Linked DNA regions of Homo sapiens: region 1 is linked to region 2. A link is an interaction called in ENCODE POLR2A ChIA-PET data of the cell type or tissue named here. Cell type or tissue: Panc1. All regions are shown on one strand.

What was found. ChIA-PET counts read pairs that join two places held together with the same protein. Peaks named below come from ENCODE experiments on the same cell type or tissue, not always from the same donor. Only the 100,000 strongest peaks of a DNase experiment are listed, where the experiment ranks them.
Region 1: POLR2A ChIA-PET joins it to region 2 with 8 read pairs; 2 of 35 experiments call an interaction of 5 or more read pairs at or near these places.

The regions. Positions count from the first base shown.
Region 1 is chr1:150,472,966-150,480,965 of GRCh38, forward strand. RPRD2 (regulation of nuclear pre-mRNA domain containing 2) reads left to right here. Exons shown (of 11, transcript NM_015203.5): 11 at 1-3,601. The coding sequence ends at 369. Among named protein-coding and RNA genes, the nearest start is that of TARS2, 10 kb to the right of the region's middle. RefSeq lists an enhancer at 1-31. In Panc1, no CTCF peak of the experiment used is centred here; no DNase peak of the experiment used is centred here.
Region 2 is chr1:150,385,559-150,393,558 of GRCh38, forward strand. All of the region lies in intron 1 of RPRD2 (regulation of nuclear pre-mRNA domain containing 2), which reads left to right. Among named protein-coding and RNA genes, the nearest start is that of RPRD2, 25 kb to the left of the region's middle. In Panc1, no CTCF peak of the experiment used is centred here; a DNase peak (open chromatin) is centred at 4,273.

The DNA.
Region 1 (8,000 bases), 87 kb after region 2:
TTTGGGGTACTCCCAGGACCCAGGGACCACGGGGGCCCCACCCAACGGGACCTCAACGGCCCTGGCCTTAGCCGTGTACGAGAGAGCCTCACCCTACCCTCCCATTCTCTGGAACACCTGGGCCCACCCCATGGAGGAGGAGGTGGGGGAGGCAGCAACAGCAGCAGTGGCCCCCCCTTGGGTCCCTCACACAGAGACACCATCAGCCGGAGTGGTATAATCTTACGGAGTCCCCGGCCAGACTTTCGGCCTAGGGAACCTTTTCTCAGCAGAGACCCATTTCACAGTTTAAAGAGACCCAGGCCACCTTTTGCTAGGGGCCCTCCGTTCTTTGCACCAAAACGCCCATTCTTCCCTCCCAGGTACTGATGGAAACCAAGGGAAAGGCATTTTGAACAGTCTAGAGAACATTGGAAGTAGGAGTTTGGTTTATTGTTGTTGTTTTTATTTGTTTTCTCTTTCTCGATTTTTTTTTTATTATAACAAAGGGCCTCTCTTCCAAAGTAAGAAATCACATACGCTTACGTTTTACTATTCAATTCAATCCTCCCTCCCATTGCACTTATCTACCTTCCCCAAGTTGTTTGTATTAAAAAAAAAAAAAAAAAAAAAAAGTAAAGAAACACAACCAAAGCCATTTCATTTGGCTGGGGGGTTGGGGAGTGGGGAGGAAAACAATCTTTATTTTACCCCATCTATTGAAGAGTATTATTACATTTGAAATAAAACTTCCATCAGTACAGATAACCACATGTGCAATGTTGGGATGTTATTTTGGGCTTGGCTTATCGAGTAGTCAATGGAAGGATTCCCGTCCCCTCTCTCGGCAGCTTAGTAACTGCTGTAGCCAGCTCGGCTCCCTTCCCTGTGTATCTGTGTCCTGCTAACAGCCAAGAGATGTTGCAAGGGAGGAAATGTGAGAGACCTTGAACCTGTCAGGTTTATTTGTTTTGTTTTTAAAGGCATGTTGAAGTTTAGTTCTTTACCCTTCTCCTAAAATCTTTTTTTAATCAGCCTCAAGGTTAAAATAAGGAGTGACTACAGTATGTAAAATAAGGAAAGGAAGCATTAATGGTGTGATGTGACCTGCCTGTTTTTTTGTAAACAAGAGAATAGGAAATGTTTTCAAGGTAGTTTCACATGTCTTGCACCAAGCTCATGCCTCTTGCTTTTCCTTTTTGACTTTATCTCCCTCAGTTTTTCTTCTGCTGTGGCCAGAAAGACAGTCACTACAGTTGACTATTGATACAAAGGTGCAACAGAAATATTATCCCTGCATTTTTAAATATAAGAAGTAGACATTAATTTTACCATGGTGCCTCCCTAATGTAAGTGATATTTATTGGTGGTTTTCAACAAAGGTTAACTATTAAAGAAAGAAATATTTGTCTTTATCTTCCTTTTCCCCTTGCCTCAGTCGTGTTATTCACCCCTATTCTTGATATTTTAAAGGAGGAGATTCAGTAGCATTTTCCTTTATATTATACACATGTGTCTATCCCATTTCAAGGCTCAAGTCTTACCCCCACCTCTCGCTCCCAATAGGAAATAAAGACCATTTCTGCCCTTAGTTGTTTTACATGCAAGATAAGTGCTTTCCTTCTCCCTGGACTGAAAGACTTGTTTGTATTTCTACATCTAGTACTTGGGAAATAGACAATCACTGTACTTTGAGTGTTTATATCTTTATATCTAGGGACACTGAAAAGTAAATGTTGCTTTACTACAATTTTTTTTTAATTTAGTGTCTTACCCCAAGGCATACTCAACTGATAATCTCCAGCTAGATGAGTAAAACAGTATGTGTTTAGTTTTCCAGAGAATTCTGGCAAGTTTCATATTTTCTTCCAAGTTAGTATAGAACTAACTATAGGAAGTATGGGGTTGCTTTTTCCTCCAGTAGAATATTAAAGATGGGGGAGGGTGGGCAATGTAGTGACAGAAAATGATTCTCTCAGAATGAACTTTTCAGAGAAAGAGCAGCATAAACCAGGTGCACATCATGATTTGGGAGTTTTTGCGTAATTTATTCTGTTATTTATTTGGGCTCGCCATGTGTTCTGGGGTTAGGATGCTGCAGGTCATTCATCTTCTTAATGCCTGTCTGGTCTTAAGCCAACTGTTCTTTCTTTCCTCGACCCTCTCTGCCCTGTAGCTCTCCCCACAAAAATGCATGATACCATGACCTTACGTGTGGGATGGGGTATGTAGTGTAGCAAAGAAAAGAAAGTATAGTTATATTGAGTCCTAAGACATTTGTTAGGGAAAAGCATAAGAGAAAATGGGGTGGGAGGTGGGGAAATGATATTTGACTTTCAAAATTGAAATAGGTTTTTTTTTTGCAGAAATTAAATGGGATGTTTTTCATTCTAGAATAAAAGAATGTGAATTCTCTTTGCTGCTCTTGTTTAAGCTAAAAGTAGTGTTTACTTGATAAGGCTCTCTGACCATTTAATTTTTATCAGAAAATGTGGGGATGTCAGGAAAGTGGCTTCCTGAACGTTGGGGCGGGATAATTGTCCTCAAAAGTATGATGGTTAATACATGAAAGGAAGACTTTGTTGGACAGTTTCGAAGGTGGGCTTTTAAGGAGTTGGGTTTTTGTGGGGTACTTTTTTGTTTTTTAAGCCACAAAATCCTCAATATGTTTGTTTTAGGATGGAAGTGAGGATTTGTATGAGACTGTCAGCTATTAATTTTAAGGAAATCTTAAAATTTACATTTACATCAGTAAATGAAGATGACAGTGTGTATATATGTGATAAATAGTGAAACAGAAAAGACAGTTCTGGTATTCATAACGTGAAAGAAAGGGGTTTTATTCTTTCTGTGTCTGTGATTTAAAACTCCGTGACCATGCTCTGACTTTTGTATTTCAACCTGAGTTTAAACAAATAAACAAGATATTTTTTAAAGAAAGCATAACATAGTGTGTCTTAGCAAGGACATGATTCATATGGAAGCAGAATGTGAGAAGTTGTAAGGTCCTTGGTACTCACTGTAAAATCACAGACAGAGAATTGGTAGGGGTTGTGAATACACTAGTACCACTTAAAGTTCAGTGATACAGTTCAGAAATAGGGTCCTTAAGTATTTTGAAAGAGTTTACTCTTCAGTCAGCTTAGATGAGAGCTCTCTCCCTGCTCCCCTCTACCCTCTCAAAAGTTGAGAGTAAATAGAATTTGGTTTGATTCCAGGGAGGGGAAAATAAGCAGAGAATAGGACTTTTATACTTTCCAATACCAGGAATAAAATGTTTGTGATATATATGGGTCCAGCAAACCTATCGAGATAATGTGAATACGATAAACTTCCTAATGGCAGGATATTCACTCTCAATCCTGAAGTTACCGGTTCCTGCAGAATTGAGCTTCAGCTGTTACTGTTTTGAAGCCGCTGTAAATTACTGCTTTCCCCAGTTCCCCCACTATTTTTTTTAAGTGGGCGGGGGCGCCTGTTAAGATCTAAAATAGATATGTTGGATTGATATTCTCACGTGTTCGGTGTGGAAAACAAAACAAGTACATGCTTTAGAAGCAACAACAATGAAATCCTTTTGAAATGTGTGTTAATATCGTTTAATAAAATAACTAGTTTGAAAGGTTTGACATTTTTCTTTGAGACGGGCTTGGACCAGGGGCCCCTGGCTTCCTAGTGAGTGCAAATAGGAGGGAACTTCTCAGGAGCTGAAACCGCTGCTTTGTGGAGCAGGCCTGTGGTTGGAAAACCTAAGTTTTCTCTAGCAAAGACCCAGCCTGACTGTCCAGGGCCGAAGGTGAAACCAACTAGAGAATGCAGAAGGAAAAGCCTGGATATATCTCAGAAGATATGGTTGTATTGGCTTTTGGTCCAAGGGTATGGGGGTGGGAGTAGTGGTGTGTGCGCCCACACATTTCTCAGGCACACACAGAGATACCACAGACCACCCACTTCGTAACCACTTGCACTTTACTCTCTTCCAGACGTTCCTTTTTTTTTTAATCCCTTTGTCCCCATTATTTTGTTTTCCAGTTTAATAAAGTATGGTTTCCTTTGTTGTGTGGTTGACTTTTCCCCTCCTGTTGATCTTTTCCAGATGTCCCCTTTGACTTCTGCACTTAATGTCACTGAAGGCAATCTGAGCCTCTTAAGATCTTTATGGCCTTGTGGGTTTTCTGTTTGATCCTTTGTGTAATTGAATTTTGGAAAGGGATAATGGGTCGGGTGAGTTCTAGATGTTCAGGGAGTGGTTGGTGAAGTGGGATATACTGTATTAATAATTTTTTGTGCATGTCTTCAAAAGGTTGTGCAACTGTGAGCCAAGAAGCATTTTTAAAGCAAGCATAGAATTGGGGGTTTGGGGTGGTAGCAGGGATCCTTCTGGCCAATTATTTGCCCACATCTGCCCTTACTGCATATTGGCAATCTGTTGTGCAGAAGCCACACTTAACCCTTCTGTCTTACCCCATCCCTTGTTCATAACCCAGTGAGGCTGGGTTGGAATGCTGGCTGTAAGGGGTAAAGAGGGATAGTCACTGCATCTGGGCCAGGCCTGGGTCACTGGCAGGGTAGAAGGCTCTAAATAGCAGCCTTGCTTATGTGAAGGTACGTACATGTGTCACCAGACACTTAAATAGCAGTGGCCTGGGAACACACCCAGCAGGTAGGGTGTACCACTGTACTGGAATCTGGCTCACCCTTTTTTTCCTTGTCTCTTGGGACCTTGACTTGCCCACCTGATTTCTATATCTACCCCTAAAGAAGCAACAGCTTTGAGACTTCCTCATAAGGTTTTCTGGGCATGTTATTCATAATTTCCTCTGCCTAATTTTTTTTTTTAATGTAAGCCAATCTTGTGTAGCAGGGATGAGTTATTCCTTCATGTATGTAGACGTAGCAATGCAAACACAATCAGAATGGGTTTTGGGGTATTGGGGCGTTTCTCATACTTGTTTATGAGTAACTGTATGGACAAGTCCGGTCAGCTGCTGTTCACAATTGCTAAGTAATAACTCACTGAGGCTGCATAGGCAAGGCTACGAGAGGGTCATCAGTAAGAGAGATATTGGCCCTTAAGTAAACATCCTGTTCTGTCTTCCCCATGTAGAAGGAAATAGAAGCACTCTAAAGCAAAGAAGCAAGTGCAGTGTAAAACTATCAGTTACTTTTAATTAATTGCTGGGGAAAGAAAGGAGAAGCCTTTGCTTAGTTACAAGTTTGAGGGGAAGAGGATAAGAAGGCCAACATCTATGTAAAAGTTGATCATTGCAGTTACAGTCAACCCTCCTCGGTATCCATGAAGGATACCAGGTTCCAGGACCCCCATGGATACCAAAATCCACAGATGCTCAAGTCCCCTACATACAATGGCATAGTATTTGCATATAACCTACACACATCATCCAGTAAATTTTAAATCATCTCTAGATTACTAATACCTAATACAATGTGAGTGCTATGTACATAGTTGTATACAGTATGTTTTGAAATTTGTGTTACTTTTAATTTTTTTATTACCTTTTCCTGAATACTTTTGTGGTTGGTCGAATCCATAGATGCAGAACCCCCAGACAGAGCCAACTGTACATTTCCTTTTTTAAATGTTACGTTTTTCTATCCTTTGTTCACACCTAGGGAAGAATCAAAAATTGAGAATACAGATATGGGTGGAGGGGCTAGTGAATTCTTCAGTGCCAACTGAGGAAACACAAATACAGACTAGGCGTGGTGGCTCACGCTTGTAATCCCAGCACTTAGGGAGGCTAAGGCGGGCAGATCGCTTGAGATCAGGAGTTCAAGACCAACCTGGACAATATGACAAAGCCCTGTCTACTAAAAATACAAAAATTAGGGCCAGGCGTGGTGGCTCACGCCTGTAATCCCAGCACTTTGAGAGGCCAAGGCAGGCGGATCACGAGGTCAGGAGTTTGAGACCAGCCTGGCCAATATGGTGAAACCCCATCTCTACTAAAAATACAAAAATTAGCTGGGCGTGGTGGCACGCGCCTGTAATCCCAGCTACTCAGGAGGCTGAGGCAGGAGAATCGCCTAAACCTGGGAGGCGGAGGTTGCAGTGAGGCAAGATCGCACCACTGCATTCCAGCCTGGGTGACAGAGCAAGACTCTGTCTCGGAGTGGGGGGAGGGGGGGACATTAGCTGGGCATGGTGGCACGCACCTGTAATCCCAGCTACTTGGGAGGCTGAGGCAGGAGAATCGCTTGAACCCGGGAAGCAGAGGTTGCAGTGAGCCAAGATTGTGCCATTGCACTCCAGCCTGGGTGACAGAGTGAGACGCCGTCTCAAAAGGAAAACACAAATGCAGGTTGCAGGTTTTTGTGTTTGACTTGAGAGTTGGCTAAACCAGTCTACCCTGGACATGTTCAGGGTCATGGTAAATTGGATATTCCAGCGATCTTCCTTCCTCATCCCCATTGTGTCCCCTTATTTTCGAGAATTACTCATATCCTTTGCCACATAATTTGTGGGAGAGGAGAGAAAAGGACTTGAAACTTGCTACATTTTTCTTGGGGTGTTTCAGTTGGAATGGGTAGAAAGGAGACCGACAGCATCCCTTTCCTCTGTTTCTCCCTCCTCCCTGGCTAACAGTCCTTTGCACCTACATGAGACAACACTGAAGATAGTCAATCATTGCCAGGGGCAATAGTGATTAGGAAATGATTTGAAATCTTTATTATTTAGAAGTGAGCCTCAGTTGTATGCAGGTTGAGCATCCCAAATCCAAAGTCCAAAATCTGAGCACGAAAATGACACTCAAAGGAAATGCTCATTGGAGGATTTCGGATTTTCAGATTAGGGATGCTCAAGCAGTAAGTATAATGCAAATATTCCAAAATCTGAAAAGATTCAAAATCAGACACTTTTGGTCCCAAATATTTCAAATAAGGATACTCAACCTGTATTTCCTTCTACAGATGTTATCTAGGACCTTCTTTTAGAGTACTTTGTCCTTCCCTTTGTTTTTTACTTTAGCGTGGAACCTAAATGGACACATCCCTACCCTAGACTAGCTCCTGTGTTTGGCGGATCTCCTCTTTTTGCCCTGACCTGACATATCAGTTGTGTAAGAGCTGGGGTGGGAGTGTCTGCTTGTTTTTCTTCTACAGCCCCAAGAGATGTTCTGGGAAGGGAAATCTTAGTAGAGATTTTAGGTGAGCCCAAGGGTTTGTTTTCAAAGTCAAAGTTCAATTTATCCATGCCCCTGACAGAAAGCTTTTACCTCTTTACTCATTCAGCAAATGTGGCTGAACATTCTCTCCCATTGTGGCTTTTCTTTTTTTTTTTTAATAGAGACAGGGTCATGCTTTGTTGCCCAGGTTGGTCATAAACTCCTGGGCTCAAGCAGTCCTCCTGCCTTGGCCTCCCAAAATGCTGGGATTACAGACATGAGGCACTGTTCCCGGACACATTGTGGCATTTTATTTTATTGATTTTATTTTTATTTTATTTATTTTATTTTTTGAGACGGAGTATCATTCTTTTTTGCCCAGGCTGGAGTGCAATGGCGAAATCTAGGCTCACTGCAACCTCTGCCTCCCAGGTACAAATGATTCTCCTGCCTCAGTCTCCCAAGTAGCTGGGATTATAGGCATGTGCCACCATGCCTGGCTAATTTTTTTTTTTATTATTATTTAGTAGAGACAGGGTTTTACCATGTTGGTCACGCTGGTCTAGAACTCCTGACCTCAGGTGATCCACCCACCTCGGCCTCCCAAACTGCTGGGATTACAGGCGTGAGCCACTGTGCCCGGCCTGATTTTATTTTATTTTATTTTATTTTATTAATTTTGAGATGGAGTTTCACTCTTGTCACCCAGACTGGAGTGCAATGGCGCGATCTCGGCTCACTGCAACCTCCACCTCCTGGTTCAAGCAATTCTGCCTCAGCCTCCCAAGTAGCTGGGATTACAGGTGCCCACCACCACGCCCAGCGAATTTTTGTATTTTTAGTAGAGACGGTGTTTCGCCATGTTGGCCAGGCTAGCCTCAAACTCCTGGCCTC
Region 2 (8,000 bases):
CTGTAAATATGTAAATATTAAGTATGGGTTATCATAATACAAATCATTAGCTCCTACTGGCTTTGCCATGTCCTTTGACTTTGGTCTTTTTGCTAGAGGTACCCTTAGTGTTGTCATATGTGATGTAGCTGGTTAGGTTGGACTTCAGTATCATCTTGCCATGTTTAACTCCCCTGAGTAGTGCTTTCAGAGCTGTCTCTGTTGAGTGGTTCAAAATTGCTGAACTTTTAATTTTTCTCTTGGCCAACTTGACTAAGATGCCCTAATAGAAATCTGAATATTTTCTTTCCCCAAGGAGAAATCCTTTGTTATAGAGGGCTTTTTTCCCCCTTGGGTGCATATTCTCAATCTTTTAAGTAGGTGGTGACAAGGGTAGAGGGGAATGAGTTAGGGGAGTTTCCTGAGTTGAGTAATAAATCGTAGGTAAGTAGGGTAGAGTTTGTATTGAAAGTGAGAGGGGTGTGGTGTATGATTAGATAGAGAGAAGACATTAAGGTAAGAAAGATAAATAAAGCTGATTTTGTATTATGCCAAGAAAAATACCATATTTTGGTTCTTACCTATTTTTATTTATTTATTTATTTTACTTTTTTTGAGATGGTGGGGGATCTCACTATGTTGCCCAGGCTGGTCTCGAACTCCTGGGTTCTAGTGATCCTCCCACCTTGGCCTCCCATCGTGTTGGGATTACAGGCATGAGCCACCGCACCCGGCCTGTATTTTGGTATTTGAAATAGCACAGTTGGCCAGGCGTGGTAGCTCATGCCTGTAATGCCGGCATTTTGGGAGGCCGAGGCAGGTGGATTGCTTGAGCCCAGGAGTTCGAAACTAGTCTGGGCAACGTGACAAAGCCCCATCTCTACCAAGAATACAAAAAAAATTAGCTGGGCTTGGTGGTGCTGCATTTATCAATACCATAAGTTTATGTCACTTTTTACAAAATGAACCATCTGAAATGGTGGGCACCTGCGGCTGGACACCTCAATCTGTGGTACATATTGAGCAGTCCAACTTTTTTTGATAATGTCATGACTTTTCTTTGCTTCTTTGGAGCACTTTTAACATCACTAGTGGCACTTTGTGTGGGTCTCATGGTGTTTACTTAAGGTTTACAATATTGCACTAAACCTGAAAAATATGAGAACCACAAGAGATCACTTTTTACTGACATATGCAATTTTCTGGAGAGATGAACTGCTTACATAGAGATAATTAGCATCACAGGGTGTTTTGAGTGGATACTCACAATGCTTGAGCTCCCTGAAGTAGCAACAGGAGATGGCTACAAAATTATTACAGTATAGTATGTACAGTAGTGAATTTTATTCAGTTATGATATAATACTGAATTTTTATGATTGTTTACATTACTCTCAACTGGATGGCTGCACGTATGTCTTTTAAGTGTGTGCATAAGTTTTGATAGATGTTAACTTTTTAAAATAGATTTGTGTATATTTAATGGTAGTAAATGAGAAAATAGACTAGTGTCTACATAGTTTTTATGCATTCATGACATACCTAATTTTCTCAATTTCTAAAATACTTTTAGACTACATGGTTCATCTGTGAGTTTTTTCAAATTGTTGTAAATCTCCTAAAATTTTGAAAATGTATTTATTGAAAAATCCACGTATAAGTGAGACCTGTGCAGTTCAAACTTGTGTTGTTCAAGGGTCATCTGTCTAAGCATATGTTTACTAGTTAATGGATAAGCACTTCAGACCACAGTGTGTTAAGTGAGAAGAGAATAGGGCCAATGAAAGAACCTTGGGAGCACCAGAGTTTCAAGGTTAGTGCAAAAACAGGTGTGTTAGGGAAAGGAGAGAGGATCAGAACAAAATGGTTTCTCAGAAACTAAGAGAAGAGAAAGTTTGCCAGAGGGAAGGAGCATGATTGTACTGGGTTGCAGGTGAAACTGTACTGTTTCTAGTCATGTGACAGGCTAGATATTTTGCAGGATCCTTCCACCAGAAATACAACTAAATCTTACAGAAGTTGCAACAGACCTTTTTTTTTTTTTTTTTTTTTTTTTTTTTTTTTTTTTTTTTGAGACGGAGTTTCACTCTTGTCACCCAGGCTGGAGTGCAGTGGCGTGATCTTGGCTCACTGCAACCTCTGCCTCCTGGGTTCAAGTGGTTCTCCTGCATCAGCCTCCCCAGTAGCTGGGATTGCAGGCAGGCACCATGACACCCGGCTAATTTTTGCATTTTTAGTAGACAGAGATTCACCATGTTGGCCAGGATGGTCTTGAACTCCTGACCTCAGGTGATTTGCCTGCCTCGGCCTCCCAAAGTGCTAGGATTACAGGCGTGAGCCACTGCTCCTGGCCATTTTTTTCTTTTTTTCTTTTCTCTTTTTTTTTTTTTTTTTTTGAGACAGTGTCTCTCACTCTGTCACCCAGGCTGGAGTGCAGTGGTGTGATCTCAGCTCAATGTAACCTCTGCCTCCTAGACTTCAGCCATCCTACCACCTCAGCCTCCTAAGTAGCTGGGACTACAGGGGTGCACTAGCACGCCCAGCTAATTTTTGTATTTTTTTGTAGAGACGGGGTCTCACTATGTTGCCTAGGCTGGTCTTAAACTCCTGAGCTCAAGCAAACCACCCACCTTGGCCTCATATAGTGCTGGGATTATAGGCATGAGCCACTGCACCTGGCCCAGACATAATTTTTAAATAAAATTTTAGCTTTGCAGTAGTTTTGGATTTATAGAAAAGTTGTGAAGATAGTACAGAGAGTGCTTGTATGTGTGTGTATATATGTATGTGTATATACATGTGTATATACACACACATATACATATATACATGTATACACATATACACGTATACACATGTATATACGTGTATATACACATGTATATATATACATATATACATGTATACACACATATATATGTATATGCATATATACACATACACTATATATATATACCCGCGCACACACACACACACACACACACACATATATACACCCTGCATCCTGTTGCCCTTGTTGTTAACATCTTACATTAGTATGTTACGTTTATTAAAACCAATGAATCAATATTGATATGTAATTTTTTTTTTTTTTTTGAGATGGAGTCTCACTCTGTCGCCCAGGCTGGAGTGCAGTGGCGCGATCTTGCAACCTCCGCCTCCTGGGTTCAAGCGATTCTTGTGCCTCAGCCTCCTGAGTAGCTGGGACTACAGGCACACACCACCACACCCAGCTAATTTTTGTATTTTTAGTAGAGGCGGGGTTTCACCATATTGGCCAGGCTGGTCTTGAACCCCTGACCTCGTGATCTGCCTGCCTCAGCCCCTCAAAGTGCTAGGATACAGGCGTGAGCCACTGCACTTGGCCTAATATGTAATTATTAAGAGTCCATATTTTATGAATTGCCTTAGTTTTTACCTACTGTTGTTTTCTCCATAACTCCACATTTAATTATTATATCTCTTTAGGCTCCTCTAGATTTTGACAGTTTTGTTTTGTTTTGTTTTGTTTTTCCCTGCAGACAGAGTCTTGCTCTGTTGCCCAGGCTGGTGTGCAGTGGTACAATCACAGCTCACTGCAGCCTCGACCTCTCGGGTCTAAGCAATCCTCCCACCTCAGACTCCCGAGTAGCTGGGGCTATAGGTGTGCACCACAGGTATGCACCACTACACCTGGCTAATTTTTGTAATTTCTGTAGCAACAGGGTTTCACCATGTTGCCCAGGCTTGTCTCAAACTCCTGAGCTCAAGCGATCTGCCTGCCTCGGCCTCGCAAAGTGCTGGGATTACAGGTGTGAGCCACTGTGTCCACAGTTTTCTTTTAAGCTTCCCTAGATTTGGTCAGATATTTTGTAGAATGTCCCTCAATGTGGGTTTGTCTGTTTTTTTGTGGTTGTTTTTTGTTTTAATGATTAGCTGGGGTTATTGTTTCTTTGGAGGAAGACCACAGAGGTAAAGTTCCATTTTCATCACATGATATCAAGAGTGTCCATCCTATCAACATGTTTTACCGCTAATGATACTAACCTTGATCACCTGGCTGAGATAGTTTTTTTCAGATTTCTTCTTTTTTGAAGCCTCTTACACATTGTACTCTTTGGGAAGAAGTCACTGCACAGCCCACAATTTAGGGGAGTTATGCCGTCTACCTCCTTGAGGAGGCAGCATCTATGTAAATTTTTCAGAATTCTGTGTAGACATTAACAAGCACACATTTTAATGCATTACTGGGTGTACTAAAAAAGTAAGGGAGGTTTCCAAGGGTCTGTTCATTCACAGAAGTAAAGAGTCAGCTGAAACAGGAGCAGTGAGTAAGCTTGTGAGCAAACAAGACTGGCAACGTTTTCCTGAAGGCAAACGCTCACATCAGCACTAATGGGAGACTAAGCCTTGGGCCCCCAGAAACGTTGAAAAGCCCCTTGAGAAAGATGCTGAATTGAACCTGGGTCACTACTGCCCTTGACTCTCTGCCAGAGTAAATGCAAATACATTTTTAGAAAAAGCTTTCTCTGATTAGGCTTTCAGAATTCCCATAGATAAAATTCAACAAAATATAAGCTTACAATAAAAGAATTGCCAAACACAAAGAAATAAACAACTGTGGGTGAGATTTAATAGAAACAAACCCCAAAGACTTAAACTATTGAAATAATAAGATATGAAATATAAAACAACTGACCAGGCACAGTGGCTCACGCCTGTAATCCCAGCACTTTGGGAGGCCGAGGCAGGCAGATCACCTGAGGTCAGGAGTTCCAAGACCAGCCTGGCCAACATGGTGAAACTCCATCTCTACTAAAAATATTAAAAAATTAGCCAGGCGTGGTGGCACATGCCTGTAGTCTCCCTGCTGCTCGGGAGGCAGAGGCAGGAGAATCGCTTGAATCTGGGAGGCAGAAGTTGCAGTGAGCCGAGATCACGCCGTTACACTCCAGCCTGGGCGACAAGTGAGACTCCGTCTCAAAAAATAAATAAATAAATAAATAAAAAGAACCATGTATAAAATATTTAAATTAATAAAGGAATCTAAAATATATCAAGGAACAACTCTTAGACAGTTATGCAAATTTGAAAAAGAACCAAAGAGAAATGTTAGAAATAAAAGTATAACTGTTGAAATTGAAAACTTAGTGGATGATTTGAACAACAGATAAGACCATTGGCAAAGGGAGAATTCATGAACTGAAAGATCTGAAGTAATTTCCCAGAATGTAATGTTAAGAAATAAGTTAAAAGGAAGAGCATAATGAGTCTAACATGTGTGATTGAAGTCTTATAAGGAGAGAATTAAGAACAGGCAATATTTTAAAGGAATAATGGAGAAAATGGAATAATTGATGAAATATGTGAATATATATAGGGACCATATGCATATGAAGGAAGGGGGTTAAATAAAAAGAAATCTACTTGTACATACTTTATAGATAACTGAAGAATATCAAAGTCAAAGAGAAGCTCTTAAAAACAGTAGGAGAGGATGGGTATTCTATCCTCAGTATACAGTATTCTTACAGTATGAAACTATCACTGCACAGATCATGAAATGCAAATTGATAATTATAGATTATTAATTACTTACAAAGGAATGACAGATTGATAACTATGGAAGCAAGAGGACATTGGAATAAAATATTCAAAGTGCAGAGAGAAAACAGCCATCAAATTAGAATTGTCTACCTAGCAAAACTAAGTTTTAAGAACAAGGGCAAAATAAAGACATTTCCATAAAGACAAAAGCTAGAAACCAACAGATCTTCACCTAATGACCTTTATTTTATTTAATTCATTTATTTATTTTTGTAGAGATAAGGGTCTCATGTGTTGCCCAGGCTTATCTCAAACTCCTGGGCTCAAGTGATCCTCCTGCTTTGGCCTCACAAAGTGCTGGGATTATAGGTGTGAGCCACCACACTGGCCCATTAATGACCTTTAAAAGGACATATACTTCAGGGAAAGGAAAATAATCCCAGAAAAAAATCTAAGAGATAAAATGCAGTGCTAAGCAAGTAAATTGGTAACCATAAGAGTAAATCTGAATGAACATTTCCTGTATGAGATATTTAATTAGTATAGTTTAAAAAGCCAGGACAGGCCGGGATCAGTGGCTGACGCCTGTAATCCCAACACTCTGGGAGGCTGAGGCGGGCGGATCACCTAAGGTCAGGAGTTTGAGACCAGCCTGGCCAACATGGCGAAACACTGTCTTTACTAAAAGTACAAAAATTAGCCGGGCCTGGTGGTGGGCACCTGTAATCCCAGCTACTTGGGAGGCCGAGGCAGGAGAATCACTTGAACCTGGGAGGCAGAGGTTGCAGTGAGCCGAGATCGCACCACTGCACTCCAGCCTGGGCAACAGAATGAGACTCCATCTCAAAAAATAAAAATAAAAAAAAGGACAAAACTATCTCTGTTCGGTATTGTAGTTCAAGAAGAGAGTGGACTGGGCATGGTGGTGTGCTGTTAAGAAATGTTTGTGTGTTGCTCAAGGCCCATCTCTACTAAAAATTGAAAAAAATTAGCCAGGCATGGTGGCAGGCACCTGTAGTCCCAGCTACTCGGGAGAATCGCTTGAACCGGGAGGCGGAGGTTGCAGTGAGCCAGGATCGCACCACTACACTCCAGCCTGGGCGACAGAGCAAGATTCCATCTCAAAAAAAAAAAGAAAAGAGAGAAGAATAGAGTGATTTAGGGGTGGGTGCAGTGGCTCACGCCTGTAATCCTAGCACTTGGGAGGCCAAGATGGGTGGATCACCTGAGGTCAGGAGTTCCAGCCAGTCTGGCCAACATGGTGAAACCCCATCTCTACGAAAAATACAAAAATTAGCTGGGCGTGGTGGCACATGCCTGTAATCCCAGTTATCGGGTAGGCTGAGGCAGAAGAATTGCTGGAACCCAGGAGGCGAAGGCTGCAGTGAGCTGAGATCGCGCCACTGCACTACAGCCTAGGTGACACAGTGAGACTCCAAAAAAAATTGGGTAAAAATAGAATGTATAACTTTCAGCCACTAGAAGGGGGAGAACAATTTAAAAAATAAATTTCTTGGCCATGGCTCATCCCTGTAGTCTCAGCGCTTTGGCAGGACTATCGCGTGAAGCCAGGAGTTCAAGACTAGCCTGGGCAACATACATAGCAAGACTTCGTCTCTACTAAATAAAAAATAGCTGGGCCTGGTAACAAGTACCCGTAGTCCCAGTTACTGGAAAGGCTGAGGAGGGAGGATTGCTTGATCCCAGGAGTTGCAGATTTCTGTGAGCTATGATTTCGCCATGCACTCCAGCCTGGGCAGTAGAGCAAGACCCTGTCTAGAAAAAAAACAAAGAAAAGAAAACTTCCCCAAAAGGTACAGAGGTATGAAGGGAATAAAGAAGTATGAAGCATAGAAAAAGGCAGGGCAAATAAAAGCACAACATAAAATGATAGAAACAAATTCAAATATATCAATCACAGTTAAACATAAAAGAATAATTTTAGCAGTTAAAAGATAGGGATGATCAGTTCAGATTTTTTTTAAAAATGTGGCTATATAGAGAGACATATCTAAAATAGAAAAGTTAAAAGGCAGTTACTAACCAAAAACAATAAAAAACATACCGCTATAGTAGCTGCATGAATAAAGACGTTAAGACCCAAACCAAAACATTATTAAAGAGGGCTGGGTGCGGTGGCTCACACATGTAAATCACAGCATTTCAGGAGGGTAAGGCAGGCAGATCGCTTGAGCCCAGAAGTTCAAGACCAGCCTGGGCAACATGGCAAAATCGCATCTACAGAAACATTAGCTGGGCATGGTACATGCCTACAGTCCCAGCTATTTAGGAGGCTGAGGTGGATGGATCGATTGAGTCCAGGAGGTTGAGGCTGCAGTGAAGTGTGATCTGCCACTGCACTCTAGCCTGGGCAACAGAGAGACCCTGTCTCAAAAAAAAAAAAAAAAAAAAAAACCAATAAAAAAAACATTGGGTGAAAGACTGTTGAGGAGCAGTATATAGTATTCCTACAGTGTGAATGTATCACCCCATAGA